Linked DNA regions of Mus musculus: region 2 is linked to region 1. A link is a loop called in an ENCODE intact Hi-C map of the cell type or tissue named here. Cell type or tissue: left cerebral cortex. All regions are shown on one strand. Links, peaks and the distances in the headings refer to the core of each region. The heading gives the core; the rest is flanking DNA. Region 1 overlaps Ank1 (ankyrin 1, erythroid). Region 2 holds the start of Ank1 (ankyrin 1, erythroid).

Region 1 (8,000 bases), core at 1-8,000:
TGCTTAATTTTATTATGATTCTCTCTCTCTCTCTCTCTCTCTCTCTCTCTCTCTCTCTCTCTCTGTGTGTGTGTGTGTGTGTGTGTGTGTGTGTGTGGTGTTTGTCTTCTTTATTAAAAGCAAAGTCTTTGGGGGCAGAGATTGCAAGATATTCATCACTACCCTGGGGCTTTAAACCTAATAGATGCCCAGGAACTGCTGCCGTAAGTGCATATATGCACTAAGGGATGAAAGATCTCTTCCAATAAACAATTGTTGAGAATTATAAAGGAAATGAGTTCTGTGGACATCACTAATTTCTGGTGAACCCACAGTAGCTGCCAGAACACATTGTTTCTCCCCTAATTGGACAGAAACCATCTGTTTAATAATCAATTTTTTCCAGGAATTTGGCCTCGTAAAACCTGATTTTTTAAAGAGGGAGGAATCTACCTTTCTCTTGTTGTGTTTTTACCAAATTCCCAAGAGTATCATTGTGACTGCATTTGCAGGGCCACCCAATGGCAGGGAGATGACATCACTTCTTGACATAGAACCTGTGCTCACTTGAAAATTGGGTACTCTTAGCTGATTGGGAACAAGGTAGACTTTCACAGTGCTTGAACTCCGCCCACAACCCTATGGGCTGGAGACCAAACTCCAGATAGAGACAAGCACTCTGTCACCAGGTCACACACCCAGCTCTATTAACCAAACTGTGGGAACCTCATATCCCTCCCAAAAGAAATGTCTTTGAGCGTGCATCATCAACAGATGCACATTTGCTTATTATTTACAAACCACACACAAGTATTATTGTGCCAATACGTTATGAGCACCACAAAACACATGGCAAAATGGGAAGTTTTCAAAGATGAGATATTTCAACCTAGAAAATACACATTCTGGTGTCTTCTTCTTCTTGAAGCCCTTTCCACAATCCACAGAGATGCACAGACCCCATGTTGGGGTACACAGGACTAGGGCTTACAGTAAGGTCGGCAAGCCAGTGTCCTGGAGGCCAGGAGGGCTCACAGGATGCCTAACTAGGCGGGCATCCTTCTAGGTACCTCACTAATGAGTGCTGTGGTCGCAAGGTTGAGATCCATAATTGGCGCTGATGTGCACAGCTGTGTCAGAGATGGCAGCAGAGAACAATTTGGCTGTGATCCCAAATGTCTCACAGGCTGATTGGGTGAACCGAGCTTTATCCAGAGCAAGTCGCTGAGTACCCCGGAGCTACCCTGACTCACTAGGAAGCAGGAAAGCTAACACAACACTCCAGACTGCTCTGAGGAACAGTTGAGGTAACATGGATGTGTTGTAACAGGAGCACTGGGCTTCTACCCAGGTGTCTTGTGTCTCACATAGAGCATGTGATCTTTTTGGAGGTGATACAAGAACTACAGACTACAAAGCCGTTCAGTTTTTGTAGTCTCACTACAAGTCTCCATACCGACACATGGGAGAACTTTCCCTCTACCCAATAGCCAAAGAAAAATATAGTTACTTCGAAATGCTAGAAGGGACAGTCTGGGGGGAGAGTTGTGGTTGGTCAAGATAAGGAAGAGAGTAAGAATTAACAAGCAACAGAAAAAAGATAGCACCCAAGCTTAGGAAAAAAGCAGACATACTTTACTCAGCTCTCCTGTCCTCTGCCTCTCCTCCATCTGAAGCAAACATTATACTGATGTCACTTTTAATGTAGTTGTTTGTATCTTTAGATGCATGATGTAAGTCAAGGCATGTATTAAAAAGGTAAAGAAGAACACGGTGCACTCAGCTCAAGACCGAAATATCACGAACATCAGTAAACCACCTTCTGCCTCTTCCCCAGCTCTCTCTCTCTCTCTCTCTCTCTCTCTCTCTCTCTCTCTCTCTCTCTCTCCCCATGTTCATCTGGGGCCACAGCACACATCTCTGTAGGACTCACATATGTGTCCCTAAGCAGTTCATGGGTTGCTTCTACTGTTTTCCCACTTGAGACAATATGTGGCTGCCATTATCCTTCACACAGTTGGCTTGTGACTTGCTCACACAGGCTTATAAAGTGCTTGGCAGGACGCCCGCACGATCATATGGAAAAAGAAGAATCTAAAACTCACGCACAATGTCTGGATCACAGTATCGACACTCACAACTCAACATACTCTCTTAGTCATTTTTTTCTTTATGTATGAATAATAAATAACTTTTGAAAATGGGAATTATGACACACATGAGATTTTTTTAATTTAATTTTTACTTCATGTGTACCAATGTTTTGCCTGCATGTGCATCTGTGCCTGGTGTCTGTGGAGGCCAGAAGAGGGCATCTGATACTCTGGAACAGGAGTTAGATGTGGTTGTGAGCCACTGTGTAGGTGCTGGGAATTGAACTCAGGACCTCTGGAAGAGCAGCCAGTGCTCTTAACCACTGAGCCATCTCTCCAGCCACTACACCTAAGAATTTGAATCTGTATTTGTTCAGGCCTCGTGTTGTATAAACGTGTGATCCTTTGGACACCTCTGTATTCACGTAAACTATATTGTTCTCAAACAGCTTTTCCCCTCTCGGCCTCCAGCCAGGTGTGTTCCTTTCTCATCTACCTGACAAAACCTACAGCCTCGTCTATATTAATTTTCTTCCTGTCAATAGGTTCAGTCTTTGCTACATGGATTGCGTAATTCACTGCTTGATCGACGCTCTTGTCTTTCTAATAATTCTGACCACTGTCTTGTTCCTGGCCACAGTGTCAGTCCTCAAGACCAACAACTATGTCTCACACGTAGCACGTGCTCAGTAAACATGTGAAGGTTTTCGGAGCGCTCCCTAAGGGCTTGGACTCTTCCCCCTTCTTTCTTGTTCTTTCTATGCATCAGTAAGAGCACCCCAGGCTCAGGAGAGGATTCGAGTCGATGCCTTAGAAAGGCTGGAGGCTCTCTGCCTGTAACTTCCTAATTCTGTTCTACCATCCCTTGGTGGTGCATGCGAGATCTTTGAGATGCACTGATGCAGGGCCGGAAGTATCCTGGGCCTTCCTGGGGCTTACTGACAGTGGGTCATCCTAGGATATGAATGATTCAGGCATCAAAGAAGCAATAATGAGATTTGAACCCTCCTTTGTATTCTATGTTCAAGGCTTTAAAATAAATACAGCAGCCTTTAAAAGAAAAATTAGGCTAGGTGGGATTATAAATTAACACATTTAATTTTCTATCACTAAAATGGCAAAAATGATTTTTCCAGACTCCATTTTATAATGTCCATTACTATTCTCAAACACAAGGTCACACACACACACACACACACACAGCTTTTGTGCAACTTGTCTATATTAATGATGTGCTAAGATCATTTCTGAGTTATTTACCAGTTCTATCTTACAGTTAAAGTGTGCCCGAGGGGAGAGGAAACAGGGCCTTGGGGCTTATCTTTCGATTTGCCATACCCTTACTACCCCTTCTTGGCCCCGCCCACTCCCGACAGCCCTTTCTCACCCAGACCTCACACTTACTCAGCTGTGTTGATTCTAACACACCATTCTCCCTCTCCGAGCTGCTTTCCCTCATTTGTTCTTGCACTGTGGCTTCCCACCAGCTGTGAAAATCCTGTCAGCACCAGCACCCGCTCTGTATGCCAGCGAGTGGAGAAAACTGCAGGTTCCTTCTATGGCACCAGCCTCTATCTCTTGCCAGATCCTTCGGCTTCAACAGCAGCCCAGGGGCATCCAACCACCAGGGAAACAGACATATCCTCCAGAAAGCCTTTCTGCCGGAGAAGCACGGTCACCACCAGAGGGAGTGCATCTGCTCTTCTGGCCTCAGAGTGAACTTGATCACTCTGTGGCTCTTCTGATGAGATGCTATAGGGATAAGCGGTACTGAAATGCTCTCCCTCACCAGGGACTGTCAGTTGGAGGAGTCTAGTTCCCAGTGCGAGGGCAAGCCTGGGAACAGCTCAAAGCAGGTCCCATTTCCCACAGTGCCTCATCTACTGCATCTTAGACAAGGAAACCAAGAAGACCCTCTCCGTGGAAGATCCAAAGGGACACCGGGGGACGCATCTTCAGATTGTGCATGAGTATGCGGGCAGAGGGAAGGACCCTGCAGGCTGGACCTTATCGTGTAGAACCCCTCCCTGCAGCTCCAGAGCGCCCCCTGGTGCCTTCTGGGCCACTGACTTCCCCCAGTCTCACTGGAATACGCCTTGTTTATTTTACAGCCCTCTGCTGTCTGGCATTTCCCCCTGCTATTTACACACCAGGGCCCTGTAAGGACACATGGTTGGTTTTTAGAAGCTTCCTCCTCAAAGCTTCAAAGGAAAACCTCAATTTTGGCATTTCCTAGAAAAAACGATTTAATGTTTCTTCTTGAGGCTCAGGCTGTTGGAACAAAACCAAAAGCTAGGGTCCCCGCAGCACTTGGCACCGCGCCTGTGCTCCTGGGAGCTAGAGGTGCCACTTGGTCCTTGCAGCACAGAGAAGGGATGTTACTGCCCCCATTTCACAGATGTGAAACTGAGGGTGCCTGGGGGTGGGGGTGGAGTGGGGCAGCTGCTGGCAGATCCAGGGAACACAAGCAGAGAGTGAAGTTGGGTCTGTCCCCAGAAGCTCTGCCTCCTGAGTCCCAGTCCCCAGCAGCAGGCTTGCTTTCTACTGTCCAAATCTCCTACGATGTGACAGTCACAGTTTTCTGGAGTACAGCACTCTTGTGATGCTCAGATTTTCTTTGATTCTCTGCATAAATTTACTATGAAATCTTGTGATTTAAGAGGCTACTCTCTCCTTACTGTTTTTTTCTCTCTTTTTTTTTTTAAAGAACTCTGTGTTGGCAGAGTGCTTCCTGGTTTTGTTTCTGATTTTTGCAGTGCTAGGGTTTAATCTGGGCATTTTGAATTCTAGAAAAGATCTCATCCACAGAGCCACAGCCCAACCTTAGAAAAGTTCGTATTTCATAAATGAAGGTCTCCTAGCAGAGTATAGGTATTCCTCAGATAACATCATCAGGAATGTCCAGAATGTTGCTCCTGCCTACAGTGAATACAAACAATTGTTTGTTCAATCTAGTTTGGGGCTAACAAGAATATAATTAAGGCACTTTCAGCTGGTCTGCCTCTCTGGGGAACATCCGGGTTCTCTATGTTCCTTTGGTAAGCTATTAGTCAGGATGGGATGGCCACTATATACTGCCCCAAGTTTCTAGATCAAATCTATAAGTCCTGACAGGCCCAGCCCTGCTTCTCTTTAGGACACACAAAGTTTTGCCAAATACACAGACTACTAGATATACATATAGTTCCCTCTGGGGTCATCTGCTCCCCAAGAGACTTGTTAAAGTGGGACACTATTCTTGAGCTAAATTATCAATCAAAAGTATTCTTCTTTCTGGTATGGCTGCTTTCCACAGATAATGAAATCCCATCAACTTCCTCTAAAGAAAACGTGACCTACATAAAAATGAATAGCAATTAATTCTCAGCTGCAATCTTCAGAGGCTGGAGCTGAGCTAGAGCCCAGAGTCCTAGGAGCCCACTCCATCTTGATTGGGAGGCTGTAGCAGGTAAAGGGACCTTGAGGGACAGGCCCCAAGTATGAAATGATAGCACGAAGGGAAAGGGGTCAGAGCCAAAGAAGAACAGGCAGAATCCAGCACCCAGAGCGCCAGAATATCAGTTCCAGGCCAGGCCTGCTACCAAGAACCCAGAAGAACTCTTTAGATCAATCACAGAAGAATGATTTTTGTAGATGGTGCTTTCTTACCAGGGTGCTAGAGGTAGAATGTATCACAGCCATGTCATCACCTTCAGAGATGGATGTAGTCCATCAGCATGCCCAACGGCTACGTGGTCTCTGCCACCTAAACTTGCTCTTTGGGTTACATTCCTCACTCGAAAGTGAGATGCTTCGGTGGTAACTGTCCCAAGAGGGTCTCCATGAGAATACATTCTTTCCATGAAAGAACAGGTTAGGAGTGGGGGTGCACTTAGGGGAGGGGTGAAACAGGATCTCAAGTCCAGCTTAGGCAACATGGCAAGATGCTCTCTCAAAAACACAGCAGAGACAAATGAGGGAACTAGGCAACAACCGACCGAAGATGCAGGGTCCAGACTCTGGCTTGATCTTGACTGAATTCCTTAAGACTCTGAACCTGTCTGCATCTCCCTTCTCCCAACAGTAAAACCAGAAGCCAGTTATGATGATAGTGCACACACCTGAAGAGCGAGGGCAGGCTGTGTATCTACTTGCTCCTGACACAAGGCAAGCCCAGAGAAGTTCTGACTATGCTAAAGGATAACCAGGGTAGACCTGGGGTTCTCATTCTAGAGTATCTGCCTAAAGTGAAAACCTGAGTGGTTGTTCTAGAAAATCAACCCAATGTTCTTGGTGGAGAATCATCCACCTACTGTAACCCACCCAGAAGGCAGTCACTACTCAGCCACCAGCTCTGGACACATGGAGATGTCGAGGTTGCGAATTGCATGGGCTCATGTGTAAGACAGTCTGGAGGAGGCAAGATTCTGGGTGTGGAAAACAGACCTAGGGGCCAGTGGGTGGGAATGGGACGCCCATGAGAGAGGCTTTGTGAGGCAGAAGACCTGTTCTGTCTCGACTGAGATGAAGTACGTGACTCTGTGCATTTATCAAGACTTGGGGATTGAATAAAAGAGAAACATGTGTTACTGGGTGTGAGCTTGAAAAATAACTGCTCAAGCCATTTAAAAAAAAAACAAGCTTATATCTTCCAAGACAGGGACACAAAAAGAGAAATGTCTTTATCACCGTAAGGAATCTGCCTCGTTCCTTACAAGCTTATGTTTTTGGATGTTTATTCCAGACTGTATGGGGAGGATAAGAGAAGTTGGAGCGAGATCCTGGCTGGCAGAAGTAAGTCACTAGAGGCAGGCCATAGAAAGTTGCCCCCCACTTTGTCTCTGCTTATAGGGCAGTCAGATGAAGGTTCTCTGTAGCAATGATTTGGGACCTCCAAAACTGTAAGCTCAAATAAATCTTCCTGCCCCCAAGTCATGTCTGCTGGATATTTTATCACAGTGACACAAAGGTGACTAACACAGTATTCAGAGTCAACTTGGCTGGACCCACCTCTCTCTGAGCCACTCTTCTGGTTCAAGGTTCGCCTGCCACATGAGTAGACCAGTCCTTTCCTGTAGGTTCATATTCAGTAGGTATTTAGCAAAAACTAACCACCTAGACTGCAGGGAGCTATGCCAGAAATATTAGCAGCCAGCTCGCTGAAGCTTATATACTCCCTATTCCATGTCAACAAGGCAGAACCTATCTCCTACTGCCAGGCTAAACCAAAGACACAGAACTTCAGAAAGCAAAGTCAATGAGGGAGAATCTGGTCATCAAGGCTCAGCTTTCTGTCCCCTGTACCTGGAAAAAAACATCTTTTCTTGAAAGATCAACACCAATAAGTGCTTATCAAGGATGGTGACATAGGGCCACTGTCCTACTGGGGATCAAAGACTGAAGTGCAGCTCAGTGCACTGTGCACCGAACGTCTCTATGCTAAGCAGCACCTCCCATTCACTTCCCCAGGAACACCTCCCTCCCACACCGGGGTTCCGGCTCAGGCTGATCATCCTGCTCTAGGGCACTGCCAATGGACAGGTTCTCTGAAGCTCTGTTGGCTAAGGCTTCCCTATGGCTTAATACGTGGTTGTTGACATTGCAGAAGTGATAGGAGATCCAGTTAGAGCAGGCTCAAGAACTGTGCTTAGAGAGCAATGGGGATCCTAGAGATCTGAGCCAACCCCCCCCCCCCCAGCCACTGTAGTTCCTTCTGCACCCATTAAGAGAAGGTATGGATGATATGCTATTGGACTGCTATTCACGCCAAGGCTAGAGAGTTGCCGCTGTTCAGGGACCCTGGCCAAAAAGATTCAAAGCCAGAGAGACCCACAGCCTACAACCAACAGGCCCCAAACCAGACACACACACACACACACACACACACAGAGAGAGAGAGAGAGAGAACAGTTTTCTTTTTGTTTGCTTTCTTTTACTGCAACTAACAAC
Region 2 (17,132 bases), core at 1-8,000, 55 kb after region 1:
ACTTTCTTGCAATTTTATATTTTGCTGTAGGTGTTAGCTATATTACCTTATGTGACCATCCAGAACACCTCACAATGACCATGAAATATAAACAAAGCATCCCTCCAAATACCCCCATAATGTGTCCCTGGATAAACAATATATCCTGGGAGTTCACATCATCACTATCCATTTGGATTAAAACTTCCTGGTTGTTGTACCAATCATAACCTCTCAAGACACTGCAGAAAACCAAGATAATCTGTATGGAAGATTTCCGAACACCTACTGACGCAGTGTGCTGTGACCAGCTAGTAAGTCAAAACGACGCAACCCAGGGACAGGGGAACGTCTGATCACCCAGAACCCAAACGTGGGGCAAAGTTCACCAAGAATGCAAAGACAAAGACTTAAGACATAGAATCAATCTCCAAATGGCTTTGTTTCATAGACACACATCGCATGAGGTCAGTTAAGAAGAAATGAAATTGAAGAGAGTTTTGCTTTTACTGTTAGTCAGACTGTCATCTCTGGGGTCGGGAATACGAAGAGGAAGCTCCAGGCAAGAAATGAGAGGAGAACGAGGAACTGAGTCTTCCTCCAAGATCAAGAACAGGGATGGAAATACAGAGAGGCCCAACACCATTGCCAAGAGAGTGGAGGAGCACTAAGCTCTCTTAGGAGACTTCTCTGCCTAGCCTGCTGGATCGGCATCTGAGACCCTAACGTGGTACTCTCCCTGTAAGTGGCACCAGCCCAAACTGATTCACTGTTGGTTTGGGAAAGACCTCTTGCTTAAAGAGTGTGTTATGCTGAAATTCCTATTTACACACGAGGTGCCAATATTGGGGCGGGGGGGGGGGAGAGAAGGGGCAGAGAGGGAGGGTAGAGGAACACTATAGTATCTGTCAGGCGTATAGGAACACCTAACATGGTGATTCCTTAGATTAAGAGTCAGAGAACACCTCAGCCTGCCCAGTGTCATCTCCAGGAAAAGAGCCCTATCAGCCCTGCCACCTACTTCGAAGTAGACTGTCCCCTACACGGCTGTCAACCACAGCTTCTATATTTCCTTCTCAGAGCGAGTCAGTTTCAGGGAGGGAGTCTTTCATAAGCAAGGGCAGCGTCTCTGTGAAGACGCCCCATGAACCCAAATTCTCTGGCCAGGGGACGTTCCTGCAGGCTCACATCAACTTCTCCAGGTTAAGATGGCTCTTGCAAGCTAGGGTCCAGCTCTACCTTGGACTCCCAGAATTCCACTCACGCTTTCCTAGCCTGTGCATCCCTGAAGCTCTAGCCGGCGGTAGAGTGCCCTGCTTAGTCGCTGTGGACATCCAGGTGCTTGTAATTAGACCGTGGGTCTAAACTACTGTGGTTCTTACCCCGCCATGATCTGAAAGAAGGACTGCAAATAGCAACAGTTGCTTTCAGGGGTCTGGATCCCTGGGCTGTCTCAGCACAGACCCTTGTCCCATGAAAGACTGCCCTCATGATGTCCCATGGCAGAGCTCTTCTCCGACCAGGCCTTGGGTCAGGCTGGAAAAGCCCCAGCGAGGCTTCTAAGGGAATTCCTCTTCCCTGCCACCAGTGACTCCTCTGGAATGACCTTAACATAAAATGCTGCCAAATGCCTGAGGGGTGAGTTGCTTCTTCCAGGTCCACCCGCGGACCCACAGGGTCAGGAAGGGATCGGGAAGGGCAGTCGCCCCAGTTCGTCCTGAGAGATCTGGGAGGAAGATGCTCTCTCCGGCGGCGCAGGAGAACTCACTAGTCACCTGAGCAGGAGCGGACAGTACCACCTCTGGAGCGCCTGCCCTGTTCACCCAAAGCAGCTCCCCGAGAAAGCCAGGCGAGCAGCCCTGCGCCCCGCGGTGCAGCCCCTTACCCGCTTTGCCACCCCAGAGGCGGCAAAAGTTCCTCCGGAGCGCGGGCCTCTGTTCAAGGTGCTGAAATGAGTCTGGGGCAGCTTGCCGGAACCCCGGGGCCGCTCTCTGCTCGCCCTACCCGCCTCCCCCCTTCCCGCTCCCGCGGGGTCAGCCGGAGCGCGGCCGATCGCCTTCCCGCAGCTACTCCGGGCGCCTCGGTGCGGGGCCGCCGCCGCCCCCTTACCTTCTTCTTGCGGTCACGGGAGCGGTTCCGCCGCTTCCTGTTGGATTCCTCCTTCTCCTTCTGCTCCTGGAGGGCCTGCGCCTCGATGTCTTTGATTTTCTTCAGCTGTTTGGCCGCCTGAGCCATGGCGGGTCGCGGCGCTCGGTCCCCGCCTCCCGGGCCCGCGCCCTCTGCGAGCCGGCGGCGACGACACCCTCCCGGGGAGAGCCGGCTCCTTCAGCTGCGCAGGGCGCGAGCTTCTCCCCGGCGGAGGCGAAGGCTGCGGCGCCCGGGGGCCGGGGCGCGGGGCGGAGGGCGAGGAGAGGCCGGCGCGCGGCTAGCCGAGCCCCGGGGTGGCGCCTCCCGCCGCGGCCGGAGCTCGCTCGCCCGCGCCCCGCACCGGCTCTGGGCTCGCCGCGCGCCCTCGCCGCGCCCGCCCGCCCGCCCGGGCCCCCCCTCTCCTGCGGCGGCGGCGGCGCGGGGGGCGGGAGGGAGGAGGCTCGTACTGCGGCGCGGGCCGCGGAGGGCGGACTCGCGGGCTCGCGGGAGGAGCGGGGGCAGCTCGGTGCGGCCGCCCCACCAGGCTGGGCGCGGGGCGCTGCGAGCCGGCGCTGGGTCCCCGCTGCAGCGGGGTCCCGGGGTGGGGATCGCGGGGCGCCTTGGGGGCGACGGGAACAAAGCGGGGCCGTTCCGCCCGGGCCCGGCGACCCTGCGGACCGGCGTGCCTGACGGCGGCGGAGAAAATGCCAGCATCGCCTGGCCGAGCTGCGGAGCGTGGGACCGGGGCACCGCTGCGGCACGGACTCCGCTAGCGCCGAGCCTGGCCCGGGCCGCCCTCCGGGAAGGGCCGGGGCTCCTGGAGGAGAGCTTGATCTGCCCCGGTCAAACCAAGTGGGCCTTTCCTTTGCATCTTTACCAAATATACTTAGAATACGAGTCCAGCGTCAAGTCCATTCTTTTTCTTTTCGCTCCTTTTGGACGGGAGTGGAACTGGGTCTCCCCATCAGGGACCGCCCACCCTGCAATACCAGGTCTCTCTCCACCCTCCCTCCGTAGGTACTGTGGTCTGGACCGGTGTTGGGCTGCTGTAAAGAACCTTACCAGCTGGGGGTCACGCAGCTACCAACGTAGACTGTGGGAACGGGGAACCGGCTTAAGCTCATTTCACCACTCAGTCATGTGACAGGCGGGGAAACTGAGGCCCTGACCTATGAACATTGCCCTTTCAGTCTGGTTGGTGCAGCTCCCAACCTCCTCCTTCCCTATCCCACAGGATGCTAAGGACAGTCTTGAACACTGGTGTTTGAGTCTTGGAGAAGTTATTATGAAACAGCCTGCTCCCTCCTGTCCTCTCGCCCGCCCCCCCCCCCTCCCGAGCCTGTGCAGGTTTGAAGCAGCTCTGGTGAGGAGCAGAAGGAGTAGTACTAGGTACTGTTCCCACCCCTCTTTCTCACAAACACATCTCGCTCAGTGATTTCCACTTCTGTCTTCCCCACTAGGCCCCTGACAGAAGGTAAGGTGCTGGGTAACCACAGGGGTCTGACAGATCTAACTGCTGTCATTTCCCAGGGGTGAGTCCTGGGGCTTCTCACTGCAGGCAGAACCACAAATACCAGTCACACATGCAACTTCAATTGTCATGTAGCCACTTTTTTTTTCCATGTAAAGAAACTAGAAGATTGATTTTAAATGTATTTTTAAGCCTGTATATCTCCCAAGCCATCGTTTCAACATGAAGTTGATATATTATTGATGCGATTTTACATTATTATGCTGAGTCTTCAGAATCTGGTCTATTCTTGTCTGGATTCAGATGAGGCGTATTCCATCACCACCACAGGCCCCTCTCTCGATAACACACCTTGGCTGTAACCAGCCTGCTCAGAAGGACACCCTCTGGAGCCCCAACCTCATGTCTTTGGCATCCCACCGCTAAGTCCCTTGACTGTAGTCATGAATAATATTTACAAACTGGTGTAATTATTGTTACTTCCCAGAGAAACGTCCTTTTTGTTCCAAGATGGAGATCAAAATATGCTCTACTATCTACAAGGACCTGAATGGTCAGCCCTACCCTAACCTCCAATTTTTTACTCCAGGCCTTTTTGGTACCCATGTGTCATCTAAATTCCCTGGGGCCATCTGCATCAGGATCTACATCCCTGCTTCCTCTGTTCAGCCTGCTCTGTCCATACTCGACCTTCACACACACACACACACACACACACACACCTACACACACACACACACCCCTACACACACACACACACACACACACACCCCTACACACACAAACACACACACACACACCCCTACACACACAAACACACACACACACACAAACACAAACACACACACACACCTACACACACAAACACACACACACCCCTACACACACACACACACACCCCTACACACACACACACAAACACACACACACACAAACACACATACACACACCCCTACACACACAAACACACACACACACACACACCCCTACACACACAAACACACACACACACACACACACACACACACACTCCCAGGTCAGCTCTCCTCCACTAGATCTTTAAGCTCAGTGAAGAGAGGCGACGTGCTTTATTCGGAATTGCATCTTCAGCACCTTGGCCAATACCGTACATTCCCAGGAGCTCAGTGAAATGGAGTTAAAACCAAGTCAGCTTTGTTCTGGTTTAAGGAACAAGAACTAAAATGGTAGCGCTTACACGGCAGTGAACATTTCCACTCTTTTACTGGTGGGTACGAGTGAGGAACAGGGAGGGTGAGTAGCTTTCCTGAGATCACACAGCTAATGGAGAGATTCATGGAAAACAATAATCTGGTGGCAGAGCCCCCCCCCCCCACTACCCCACTTCTGAAAACCATGAAACCGTTTCTCTTCCTAGTCTGTAAACAAGAATAGTGATGATACCTCCTTTGAGAGACATGGAAGAGGTCACGGTGCAATGCTCCAGTAAAACACGGAGTGGACTAAACCAGTGTTTGGCAAAACCTGAGACTCATCTAAACTGCTGTAAAAGTATCTCCAATATAAAGATGCCTCCCGTGTATCAAAACCTGCACAGGAGCCCCTTGGGGGCAAAATACAATAAAACAAAATGTCTCTGAGACTCAAAGTAAAGCATTAGTAAGAAGCTGAGCTCCTGCCTCAACTGTCCCTGGAGTCACTACTAAGGTGGTGGCTCTGGACACACACAGTTCCCATGGGACCAGGTGTAAGTGCTGTTCGTGTTCTGGGTTCTCTTGGCAGGTGCTTCTCCTAGGACTGGTGAGGTGCTGGGAGACCTCTCCCTCAGAGGAAGAAGCAGGACAGTACGGGCTACAGCCAAAGGGAGGCTGGAGGACATAGCAGGTGCCCTCTCCTACGGGAATGAGGATGTGGGTTGGGCCAATATGGTGGCAGCTGGAGGGGCTGCCTCGTTCTTGGTGGGAACACTACTCAGGTGCGGTGGTTTGAATAAAAATGGCCCCCACAGACCCTTAGGTAGTGGCACTGTTAGGAGATGTGGGCTTGTTGGAGGAAGTACATCACTAGCCAGGTGGGCTTCGAGGTCTCAGAAGCTCAAGCCAGGCCTAGTGGCTATGTTCTCTTCCTGCTGCCTGCTGATCCCAGTATAGAACTCTCAGCTCCCTCTCCAGCACCGTGTATGCCTGCATGCCACTATGCTTCCCACCATGATAATGGACTAAACCTCTGAAACAGTAAGCCAGCCCCAATGAAATGTTCTCCTTTAAAAGAGTTGCTGTGGTCACGAGGTCTCCTCACAGCAATAGAAACCCTAACTAGGATACCAGGTAACTCCTCATTACCACAGACCGTCTGTATCCTCTGCTAACTGGTATCCTGATGTTTCCCGGGATCTAGGTACTGCCAACCATTTACAAAGTATTTATCAGAACAAAATATGCCTGTAACCCCAACATCAGAGGCTGAGGCTGGGGGATCATGAGTGTTTTTACGAGGTGAGATTCTTTCTTTGAGCATCTCATTGCATCCCAACAAAAGCACCTGTCATACTTTAGATATAAAATGTTCTGCCAAAAAGTCCCAGCCTCCTGTGCAAGCAGTGCTCAGAGGTGGGTTTGGGGCCAGTGGGTGGATCTGAAGGGCTCCAGTTTCATGAATGGATTGATCTACTGATGGATTCAAGTTTTGACTAGACTATTGGGAGATGATGAACTATGGGAGATGGGGCTAGGTTGGAGGGAGTGGGTCACTGGCAGTGATTCTTGAAGAGATATCTTCTCCTCTCTGTTGCTTGCAACCTTGGGATGGGCATCCCATACTGCACAGGCTCACCAGCATGTTGCTATGCGTCACCATGGGGCCCAACAATGGAAGTGCCAGCCTTGGGCTGGAGCCTCTGAACCCAGGGCCTAGACAAGTCTTGTCTCCTTCCAGTTGTTTCTCTGGTGCTTTGTCACAGTGACAGGACTGTGACTGGCAAAGTGTCACCACCCCTATGTTCCAGATAGGAAAGCTTAGGGTGTGTTTGCTTAAGTGGCTTCCTTAAGCCCATTCAGAGTTCAGGCCTGAACCACGTTATGGCTTGGGTGTGAGGTATCACTCCGAAAGCCTGGCTTAAGACAGGCCTTCAAATGGCCAGCTGTGCCAGGGATGGGCCAGATCTTTGTGGTGGCTGGTTTTAACTGTCAACCTATTAGGGGTTAAGATCACTATGGAAACAATTCTTTGAGTATGCCTGGGAGAGATTATTTCAACTAGAGTAATTGAGATGGGATTGAAAAGCAGACTGCAGCATTCTGTAGTCTGGGACTCAGGGCTAAATATAAAGGAGAGGATGAGCTGCTGAGCCTGGGCATTCGCCTCTCTCCACTTCCTGACGATGGACACAGTGTGACCAGCTGCCTCGCGCTCTAGGATGGACTGCACCCTAGAACTGTGAGCCGAAAGAAATCCTATAGCCCTCTTTCCTAAGGTGACTTCGGTCAAGCATTTTATCTCAGTCACACTGAAAATAACGGGCAGCACCTTCCAAGGAACAGAAGCAATTGTAATTACCACACACATAAAATAGTATGACCAGCCAGCCAGAAGGCCAACGCAAAACCCACGTGACATCGAGATCAAGTAAAAAGCTCGTCTGTGTGGCTCCAGAAGGCCGCGTCCCACACGGCAGTCATAGTTCTCACAGGCGCCTGGGCTAAGATTAGGGGGACATTTCCTTGTGGTTCTTCTGACCATTCCTAAGGAACTGTCGACCCCTGAGCAACCCCTGTTTCTAACTTGTTTCTAACTGTGAGGTGAGAGCGACTGCTCACGTGGACATACCGGGCCAGAATAGCCCCAAGGAGCTCCCCTTTCCATTCCCATACAGAGTCCTGTAGTTCAGTAAGGCTTTCTCCTTCGTCTGTTTAATAAAGAGAAGGGGCATCCACTTTGATATAGTTCTGCTTCCTCTAAGGTTTCCAGGCAGCCCTTCCCCGACAACTCCATCCTCTAAGCATATGTTTTATACAACTGGACCAAATTATGTTTTTTAAAAGGAACATTACTAATAATTAAGAAAGCCTCCCAACATAAAAGCTGCCTCCTGAACTAAATATGAACAGCTGACGCCTATCAGTGCATTAGACATTCCTGTGAGCATGTTTAGTGTAAGAACAGCTTAGCGAAGCAGACCACCAGGGTCACATTTTTTTTTAACAGATAGGAATCAAGGAATTGAACTTGTTTGTATTCAAGCTCAAGTCCCTGGGCCTAGGACTGTAAGTAAATAGTCTTCAGAGTCTGTGCTTTGACTGGTATATGTGGACATACATCCTAACTAAAGCTGAACTGAGGAAGGGAATCTCTTCCACCCTGTCCTAACCCCCAGTTAGAAGGAAAGAAGCAATTACCAAATATCTGTTTTCCTGAGACCTCACACCAGAGCAGAGGCTATGGCGGACTCCCTCTGAGACGGGCACTAGTCAGTCATCCATCACTACGCCAAAATAGGTGAATCTGAACAATACAAAGAAGTGACTAAAAATAATCTGGAGAGAAAAAAAAAATGTATTTGCTTTTCAGGCTACTGCCCATCAGCAGTGAAAGCCAAATCAGGAACTCGAGGCAGGAATCTGGAGGCAAGGACTGCCCACGGCTTGCTCAGCCTGCTTTCTTAAACAACCCACATGCCCACGGGTCACACCACCCACAGTGGGTGCAATGCTCCACATCTGTCATTCACTAATCAAGAAAATGCCCCCATTACCATGCCTGCAGGCCAGTCTGAGGGAAGCATTCCTCAACTGAGGGTCCCTCTTCCCAGCTAACTCTAGTTTGTGCCAAGTTGACACAAAAGAAGACACCCAGCACAGACCCCGTGGTTCCTTTGGTGCACGGGTCAGCCATGAAGATGAATCCCATCTGGGACTTCGAGGGCAGTGGCGGGGTGTCATTTTGGAAAGGGATGTACTGTTTTAAACTGATCTGTCATGGGGGCCCTTAAAAACCAAAAAGTCACAAGTAGAGAGCCTGATTAAATCTGCCATGGTCCCAGGGTATAAGTCAGCTCCAAACGGCAGGAGGGGACAGTATCTGGCATCTGCCAGAGCTCTCATCCCTTCTTTGCATACCAGAGGTCAAAGCTGTGGGCTGGGCATGTGGTGCCAAATAGAGAGTGCCCAGATCTTACCCTCTGGGGAAGCTAATGTCCTGGATGGGAGATGTCTCCCAGAGTGGTGTGAATAGGGGACACTATCGTATCTTTCAGAGCCGTGTGGGTAGAGGGTCTGTATCCACAATTCTTCAACTGTCTAAGCATTGACCACCCTGCTGGAAGGATGATGTTCAGATGTCCCGTGGACCTTCAGTACCCCCAGACTCTAGTGCAGCGAACAACGAGTAGATTGCTCCAGAAGCTGACCCACACGCTGACCTCAGTCCGTGGACTTTCAAGCTTTAGGATTGTGAGTTGAGAGATGTGTCCTCGGGCACAAAGGGCACTCTCACATTTCCCTGTGCACCACTACCTGAGTCATACCGTGTGATGTGCTAGTTAGTGCCCAGTCCTCCTCTCTCCCCATCGCTTTGTTTTGTATTGTTTGCTGTTGTTGCTATTATTACACCTTTTGTGATCTCCAGATGAGTGTTACTGGAGATCCGGCTGTCCAGGGGTTGGAGAGATGGCTCGGTGGCTAAGTTCACCTGCTACTTGTTAGGGCTTTGTCAACGGGACACAAGCCAGGGTCATCTTCGAAGAGGGAACGTTGGTTGGTAAGATTCCTCTATCTGATTGGCCTGTCTGTGGGGGCGTTTCCTTGATGTGGGTGGGCCTAGTTCACTGTGGAAGATACCAGTCCTGGGCGGGTGGCCCTGGGGTATGTTTTAAGAAAGCAGACTGAGCCAGGCAGTGGTGGCGCACGCCTTTAATTCCAGCACTTGGGAGGCAGAGGCAGGCGGATTTCTGAGCTGGAGGCCAGCCTGGTCTACAAAGTGAGTTCCAGGGCAGCCAGGGCTACACAGAGAAACCCTGTCTCGGAAAAAGAAAGAAAGAAAGAAAGAAAGAAAGAAAGAAAGAGAGAGAGAGAGAGAGAGAGAGAGAGAGAGAGAGAGCGAGCAAGCCATTCCTCCAGGGCCTCTGCCTAAGTCTCTGCTGTGGCCCCCCTCAGGATATGACTGTGACTTGGCATACGAAGGCAAGCACTTCCCACTCCAAGTTGCTTTTGGTTATGCTTTTGCTGTTGTTTGTTTGTTTGGTTGGTTGGTTGGTTGGTTGGTTGGTTTAGCACACCAATAGAAACCATAGCTAAATCAGGAATTGGCACTAGGTCCATGGAATATTGCTGTGACAGACAGAAGTGACCATGTTGTTTTGAGGTCGATTTGTGGAAGAACTCTGGAACTCTAGGCTGGAAAAGCTGTTTGAGTGCTCACATTTTAATGGGCTTTCCAGTGAGAGCTTGAAAGATAAGAATTTCCAGAGAGACTCAGACGAGGGAAGTCTGGATTGTGACATTTCAGAGGGACGCAAAAACTATCAAGGCCATTTGTGTGATATTTTGAATTAAGAATCTGTAGTGTCTAGTTAGCTGGGGGCTGAAGAATCAACTGTGATTAACAAGAGTCCAGAACCACGGATGTGAAACCTTTGCTTTGCTGGGACAATTAATGCTGGTCAGCTGGAGCTAAGGAGTTAGAGACCAGCATCACTGAGTGAAATCTTCTGGGAGTGTTTCCTCAGGATCAACACACAGAAGCTGTGGTCTTGAGGGGTGGACCACAGCTGCATCGCATGCTGGCCACCAGATTTTGGAAGCACAAAAGATACCAAAAAGTCAGTGATCCTACACACACACACACACACACACACACACACACACACACACACACACAAACTATACTACAGACTCACAGCAAGAAGACAAATATAGACGTGTGTAAACCAATGGATTAGAATAAAGGGACCAGAAATAAATCCACGTGGCTACAGTCATCTAAACTTTAACAAGGTGTCCAAACATATGTTGTGGAGAAAAGAGCCTGTTCAACAAATAGTGCTGGAAAAACTGGATCTCCACAGGCAGAGGGATGAAGTTGCTCCCTGTCCCTGTCTGTTATAGTGATGGCTAACCTTGCTTGTCAACTGGACACATCTGAGAAGAGGACCCCTCCTTCCCCGAATCATCTGTTGTTGTCATTTGTTTTCTATTTTTGTTTTTGAGGCAGAGTCTCACTGGATCTGGCTAATCTAGAACCCACTATTTAGACCAGGCTGGCTTTGAACTCACAGAGATTCCCCCCTGCCTCTGACTCCTGATTAAAGGTGTGTGCACCACACCTAGCTAGTAGAGGGACCTTGATTGAAAAGCTATGGGGATGTTGTGGGATGGATGGCTTGAAAACTAATGTGTGTAGAAGGACCCAGTCTATCCACCGTGGGTGGTGCCATCCCTAAGCAGGTGGCCCGGGGCTATATAAGAAAGGTAGCTGGTGGATCCACTGGGACTGGGCTCCACAACTCTGCATTTTGTGTGGCTGTGGTTCTCTGTAGTGGCTTCTGTCTGTTGCAAAGAGCAGTTTCCTTTATGAGGAGTGAAGACTACATTTACCCGTGGGTATAAGGACACATGTTTATAGATTACTGTTAAGAATCATGCTGGTTTAGTAAGATAGTAGTTGTAGATTCTCCTTGGAGAATCAGTATGAAACTCTTAGACTGAGTGGGTTATGTTTAAGAATATGAGGGGCCAGAGAGATGGCTCAGTGATTAAGAGCACCAAGTGCTCTTCCAGAGGTCCTGAGTTCAATTCCCAGAAACCACATGGTGGCTCACAACCATCTGTAATGGGATCTGATACGCTCTTCTGGTGTGTCTGAAGAGAGCAATGGTGCACTCATATACATAAAATAAATAAAAATTTTAAAAAGAATATGAATATATTCAATAACAATTTTAAAAAAGAGTCCATGAATTTGAAGGAGAGTGGGATTGATATGTGAGAGGGTTCAGAGGCGGGGAAGGGAAGGGGAAAATGTTGAAATTATATAATAATCTCAAAATTGAAAATAAATAAAAAGGAAGGAAGGTAAGGAGGGAGGGAGGGAGGGAAGGAAAGAGGAAGGAGGGAGGAGTAAGTCGCTGAAAGGGACTCTGGGATGAGCCACAAAGCAGCCTCCATCTGTGGTTCCTGCCTTGAGCTCCTGCCCTGCCCTCCCTCAGTGATGGACTCTTACCTGAAAGCACAAGATGAAATAAATCCTTTCACCCCAAGCTGCTTTGGGTCATAGTGTTTGTCGCAGCCAGAGGAAGGCAAACTAGGACAAGTCACTCTGTCTGGAAGTCATTTCAGAGTAGATCAAAGGCTTCAGACTCTGTAGCTGCTATAGGGGAACATGACAAACACTTCAAGGTGCAGGCATAGGCAGGGACTCTCTGAGAGGGCCTCCAATCGCTCAGGAGAGAATCTAACTGTCAAATAGGATGCTGTGAAATTAAAAAGCCTCTGCACATCAAAGCAAATGGCACAGTGAAAAGATGGCCCACAGAGAGAGGCGATCTTTGCCAGCTACACATCTACCAGAACGTGTCTAGCATCTATAAAGAACATTAAAAATTAAGGGCCCAAATTAATTCAATCAACAAGTAGGCTGAGGAATTGAATAGATGATTGTCAAAGGAAGAAATACGAATGACCAGTAAGTATTTCCCAAAATGTTCAGTATTTTCAGCCACCAGGAAATGACAGATCCAAACTACACAGAGACTCTGTCTTGCCCCAGTCAGCAAGGCTACTACCAAGAAAACAGATAACATCAAAGCCTGGTGAGGACATGGGGAAAGAGCCCTCATTCGATACGGGTGGGAGTGTAAACTGGAACAGGCCCTCTGGATCAATGTGAAGGTTCCTAAAAGACGGAAACATAGAACTGTATAGTTTTTCATCCCGAGTTCATACTTCTGTGTCCACACATTCTGTTGGTATGGAACAGAGGTAAAAGTCCATGAACCAGTGAAGGGATGTGGAAAATGCAGCAGATGTATACAATGGGTTTCCATTCAATTATAAAGAAGAATAAAATTATTACATTAGTGAGTGTGTGCTCACACACTTGTGCACGCGTGTGTGTGCACACACATACACACACACACACACACACACCCCAGAAAACACAGTATGCTACATAAGCCAAACTCACAAAGAAAAATATCACACATTTTTCTCTCATATATAAAGTTTATGCTTAAACTTGTAAATGCATGTATATCTAGGGCATGAACATAAAAAACAACTTGAGAAGGGACTTATCAATGAAGCAGAGGTGGAGGGGAAGGAAAGAGGTGTGATTCAATGTATGTGGTGTGATAACAGGAGGGACTATTTGAGGGGAAGTAGGGGAACAGCCATAGGAGGGCCAGAGGGAAGAAGGGCAGAGAGGGGGAGTGAATCAGAACAAATTAGCATAGTGTAGACATGAGAATCTTACAGAGAAACCCACTGCTTTCCATGTCTACAGATCCCAATAACAAGAGAAGCTGCAAATTGGTCATACCACTGAACACCCACCAGCAATCTATGTATGTTCCCACACCTTGTTTAACATTTTCACCATGGCCCTGTGACGTGGCAGTTCTCCCTCACTAACCACAGAGAACCTCTTTTCTCACCACTGCCCGTCCGTGGGCCTTGGCCGTTAAAAAGTAATTAGATTATACTGTTCCTGGTTTGAAAGAAATTCTTTGCATACTCGGGTTCTGTAAGAGAGGTCTTTTGTAAGCTATATGGCACTATAGTAAATCATATGTCTCCTTGGCTGTGGCCTCTCTTTCTCTCTCTCTCTCTCTCTCTTTCTCTCTCTCTCTCTCTCTCTCTCTCCTTCCCTCCCTTCTTCTCTCCAGATATCTCCCTTTTCTTCTAAGACAGCGTCTTTCAATGTAGCTTGGACATTAGACACATTATATAGTAACACTAGTGTTAAAATGTTCGCTCTACATAGTCGTGGCTCTGCCTGCCTGCTCTGCCAGCATAGAGAATCCCTTTGCATATGTGACTTGGACTGTGTGACCCTGCTATTGTGTCTGGCAAGTGGGCTGTTGTATGCTGCTTTTAAATTCTTGCTGAACTTTAAAAAAAGCCAGCAGCCTGTCTTTCTATAGGTTTATCCATCTGCACAGGTGAGCATGTGGCCAGGGGATCATCTTGGGTTGCTATCATCAGGAACGCCATCCACCTCCTTAATGACCGAGTCTCGTACTGGCCTAGAGCTCGCTGACTAGGCTAGGCTGCTTAGCCAGCAATCCCTGAGAGTCTACCTGGCCCTGCTTTCACAGCACCAATATGTGCCAGCATGCCCAGAGTCTTTACAAGGGTGCTAGGGATCACTGCAGTCCTCGGCGTTAGGGAAAGGCCAGGTGCTGGAGCATGCAAGTCACATGCTCCACTGACCAAGCCTTCCGTCCCTTCCTTTAGGTTAGCTTCCGAGTGGAAGTGCTGAGGATAGGACACGAATAACTCCAACTCTATGGGACGGGACAGGATGACACCAGGTCTAACCAAGGGTTCCATGTACCCAGCAGGAGCCGCGCGTCTGAGCACTTCTGCTAACAGAGCGGCTATTCAGTCACTGTTGGTTCTTAGGGCTTCCTGTTTTCTAGATTCGTTTTAATTAAGGTCATGAATCGCCATCTAAATGCTTCTTCGGCTGATTTTAAGTGATTTGTAAAGCATCTTAAATATTTCATTAAGACATTTGAAGATTTTCAAAATAGCCAAGGAACAGTAAATTAATTAAATCTACCAGTTTCAAAACAGCGGCTCAGGGCTGACTCTGAGCACTCATGAGATCATAGCTCCTGGGAACTCGCTTGAGCAATGGCTTACTTTGAAACAAATGTCAGTATATCCTTTTCATCTTTACACTTCAGTGCCTAACTCTAAAAAGAAAACAGTCTTTCAAAAACAAAACCAAAACAAACAGCTCCCTGCTCTGTGACAGCACACGCCAACCTCTCTCCCTAGGGTTTGCTTTACTTAGCTTTGCGGGGTAAACTTCTGTTCAAACTGTAAACACACAGGGAGACACATACAGAGACATTCACACACAGACAGACATACAGAGAGACACATATAGACACACACAGAGACACACACAGACACAAAGGTTCACAGAGACGCCCACTCAGACAGACACACACCCATGCACTCACATTCTCACACACATTCGCACAGGCACGTGTTCACAGACACACATATACAGATTCACACAGAGAGACACAGACACACACAGATACCCACTCAAGACACACACTCTCAGACACAGACACCCACTCAGACACACACAGAGACACAGACACCCACTCAGACACACACTCTCAGATACAGACACCCACTCAGACACACACACTCTCAGACACACACATCACACACACTCACATATACACACCCAGATAGGCAGCCAGACAGGCGCGCACACACACACACACACACCCCACGTCACACTCTACCAAAACCTCAGTCTCAGCAAGCACGCCTGTTTCAGTTCTCTGTGCTGCTTCTTTGCAGTTGCCTTCTGGGGTTGAATTCCTACCCGCCCCTTTACAGCTGGGCCTCCACTGTCACTCTTCCAAATTTGTCCTCTATCCTTTCTAGTTCCTCCTGTGGTAACTGTTGCTGAGTGTACTCTTGCAGTGACACCTAACGCATTCTTCTGTCCAAAAGCTGATCTGCTAGGCTCACTCCAAGCCAGGCTGACAGACATCTGGGAGGGGCACAAGGCCAAAAGGCCCTGGGGGATTTCTCTGCTCTTATTGGCATTTGATCCCCTTTGCCTAGATCCACTATTTTATCTGGTAGAAAAATATAATTCAGCTTAAAATAGGCCTTCTATTTCCGTTTTTCATGGCCCACAAATCTTATTACTTGTGTACATACAGATGTATGTGGTATGTTTTGGGGGGCATTACATGTATTTGTGAGCATGTGTAGGTAGGCCAGAGGATAACACCGAAGGTCTTGATGACTCTCCATTTTATTAAAGTGTGTCCCTTGCTGAGGCCACCAGTTTGGCTTGTCCTGCTAGCTAGTCCCCAGATATCCCATCGCCTCCTGCCTACAGAGCACTGGGAGGCTGCTGTGCCTGCCTCATTTTCCTGGCTTCTCCCATCTGCACTCTGGTCCTCAGCTTTCCAAGCAAGCACTCTGTCCGCTGAGCCCTCCTCACATCAGTCTGTGAGTTATTTTAAACACACTTCTTCATTTCTAAACATCTAGGATGCTTTTTAGTTAGTTCTTTTTGGGGGGGGTGGGCTACGGGCTCTTCCAGTACCCCAATGCAGCTCTGTGTGGTTTTTAATGCTTTAATGTCTGTTGGAATGTGCTCTGCTCTTGGGCAAATTTTAAGAATAATATTCAGCTGTTGTTTCCTGCTGTGCTTTGGATGGGTCCTCTATGGCCATTTTGTTGTTTTCAATTATGTATTCTCGTGTGTGTGTGTGTGTGTGTGTGTGTGTGTGCGCATGTGTGTGTGTATGTGTGTGAGAGAGACAGAGACAGACAGACAGAGAAAGACAGAGAGACAGAGAGAGAAGAGAGACAGAAAGAATCAGAAAGAAAAGAGACAAAGAAAGATATGTATGTGTGCTATGTGCCCAAATATGTATCCATCTGAGCTTTTGTGTTTGTGCATATGGGACCCAAAGAAAGATGTGTCACGTGTCTCTCTATGGCTCCCCACCTTGCAGTCTGAGACAGGTTTCTCACTGACCTTGAAGCTTGCTGCGTCAGCTAGGCTGGCGAGCCAGTGAGCTTCTGCCTGTCTCCATCAGCCAATGCTCAGGTGCAGACACATGCTATCGTGCCTGCTTTTACTTGGATGTTGACCTCAGGTTCTCTTGGCCTCACAGCAAGCACTTGAACACACTTAGCCATTTCCCTAGCCCTTCTTCTCAGTTATTTTATATCATGACTGATGTAATTGACCTAAAAGAGACTTTTCGGGTTTCTACAAGTAGGATTTGAATCTATATCACCATGGCACCAAGAACTCAGAACAGCTGCTGCTGCCTGCATAGGGCCTGGGCAACACTGAGTTCCTCCCTAAACGTTCGGTCACAGCTGGGGAAGGGGCTCATGGACCCCTGCATAGGAGATATAATGGCAGTCAAGGACTGCTGGAGAAGAGGAAGTCACTGACTTTAGTGATGTACTCAGAGGGAGTTACCTCAACGCCACACCTCACCAGATGGACAACCCTGGTGAAGCCCCTGGGTCCCAGTGTAAAAAGAGAACAGGAAGGATAACGGGATGGAGACTCAGTGGGAAGAGAGAGGCTCGTGGGGTGGGAGGGAGAAGACAGAAGATGAGTATGACCAGAATGTGTGTCCACGTTTATGAAATTGTGAAGGAATAAGCTAGGAGATTTTACATATTGAAACCACATTACTACTTACATTAGCACACTCAAACCCAAGGATTCATGTACAAACCCAACAAGACACTGACAGGGTCCCAGAAAACTAGAATGAATGACACCAAGGAAAACTAAGTAAATAGAAAGATATTCCATGCTCATAGGTAGAAAGACTCAATAATGCTAAGAT

What was found. Hi-C counts contacts between places; a loop is a spot of excess contacts. Peaks named below come from ENCODE experiments on the same cell type or tissue, not always from the same donor. Only the 100,000 strongest peaks of a DNase experiment are listed, where the experiment ranks them.
Region 2: a loop joins it to region 1, with 2.2 times the contacts of the local background. A loop is called at or near these places in 4 of 42 quality-filtered maps.

The regions. Positions count from the first base shown.
Region 1 is chr8:23,024,205-23,032,204 of GRCm38, reverse strand. All of the region lies in intron 1 of Ank1 (ankyrin 1, erythroid), which reads right to left. Among named protein-coding and RNA genes, the nearest start is that of Gm51563, 8.9 kb to the left of the region's middle. In left cerebral cortex, for the core only: CTCF peaks have their summits at 3,764 (motif pointing right) and 4,109 (motif pointing left); DNase peaks (open chromatin) are centred at 2,052, 3,684, 4,098, 4,586 and 1 more place; H3K4me3 peaks cover 395 bases.
Region 2 is chr8:22,960,218-22,977,349 of GRCm38, reverse strand. Ank1 (ankyrin 1, erythroid) reads right to left here and starts at 2,514. Exons shown (of 44, transcript NM_001110783.3): 1 at 2,089-2,514. The coding sequence starts at 2,214. In left cerebral cortex, for the core only: no CTCF peak of the experiment used is centred there; DNase peaks (open chromatin) are centred at 1,768, 2,118, 2,662, 3,059 and 2 more places; H3K4me3 peaks cover 2,210 bases; H3K27ac peaks cover 1,360 bases.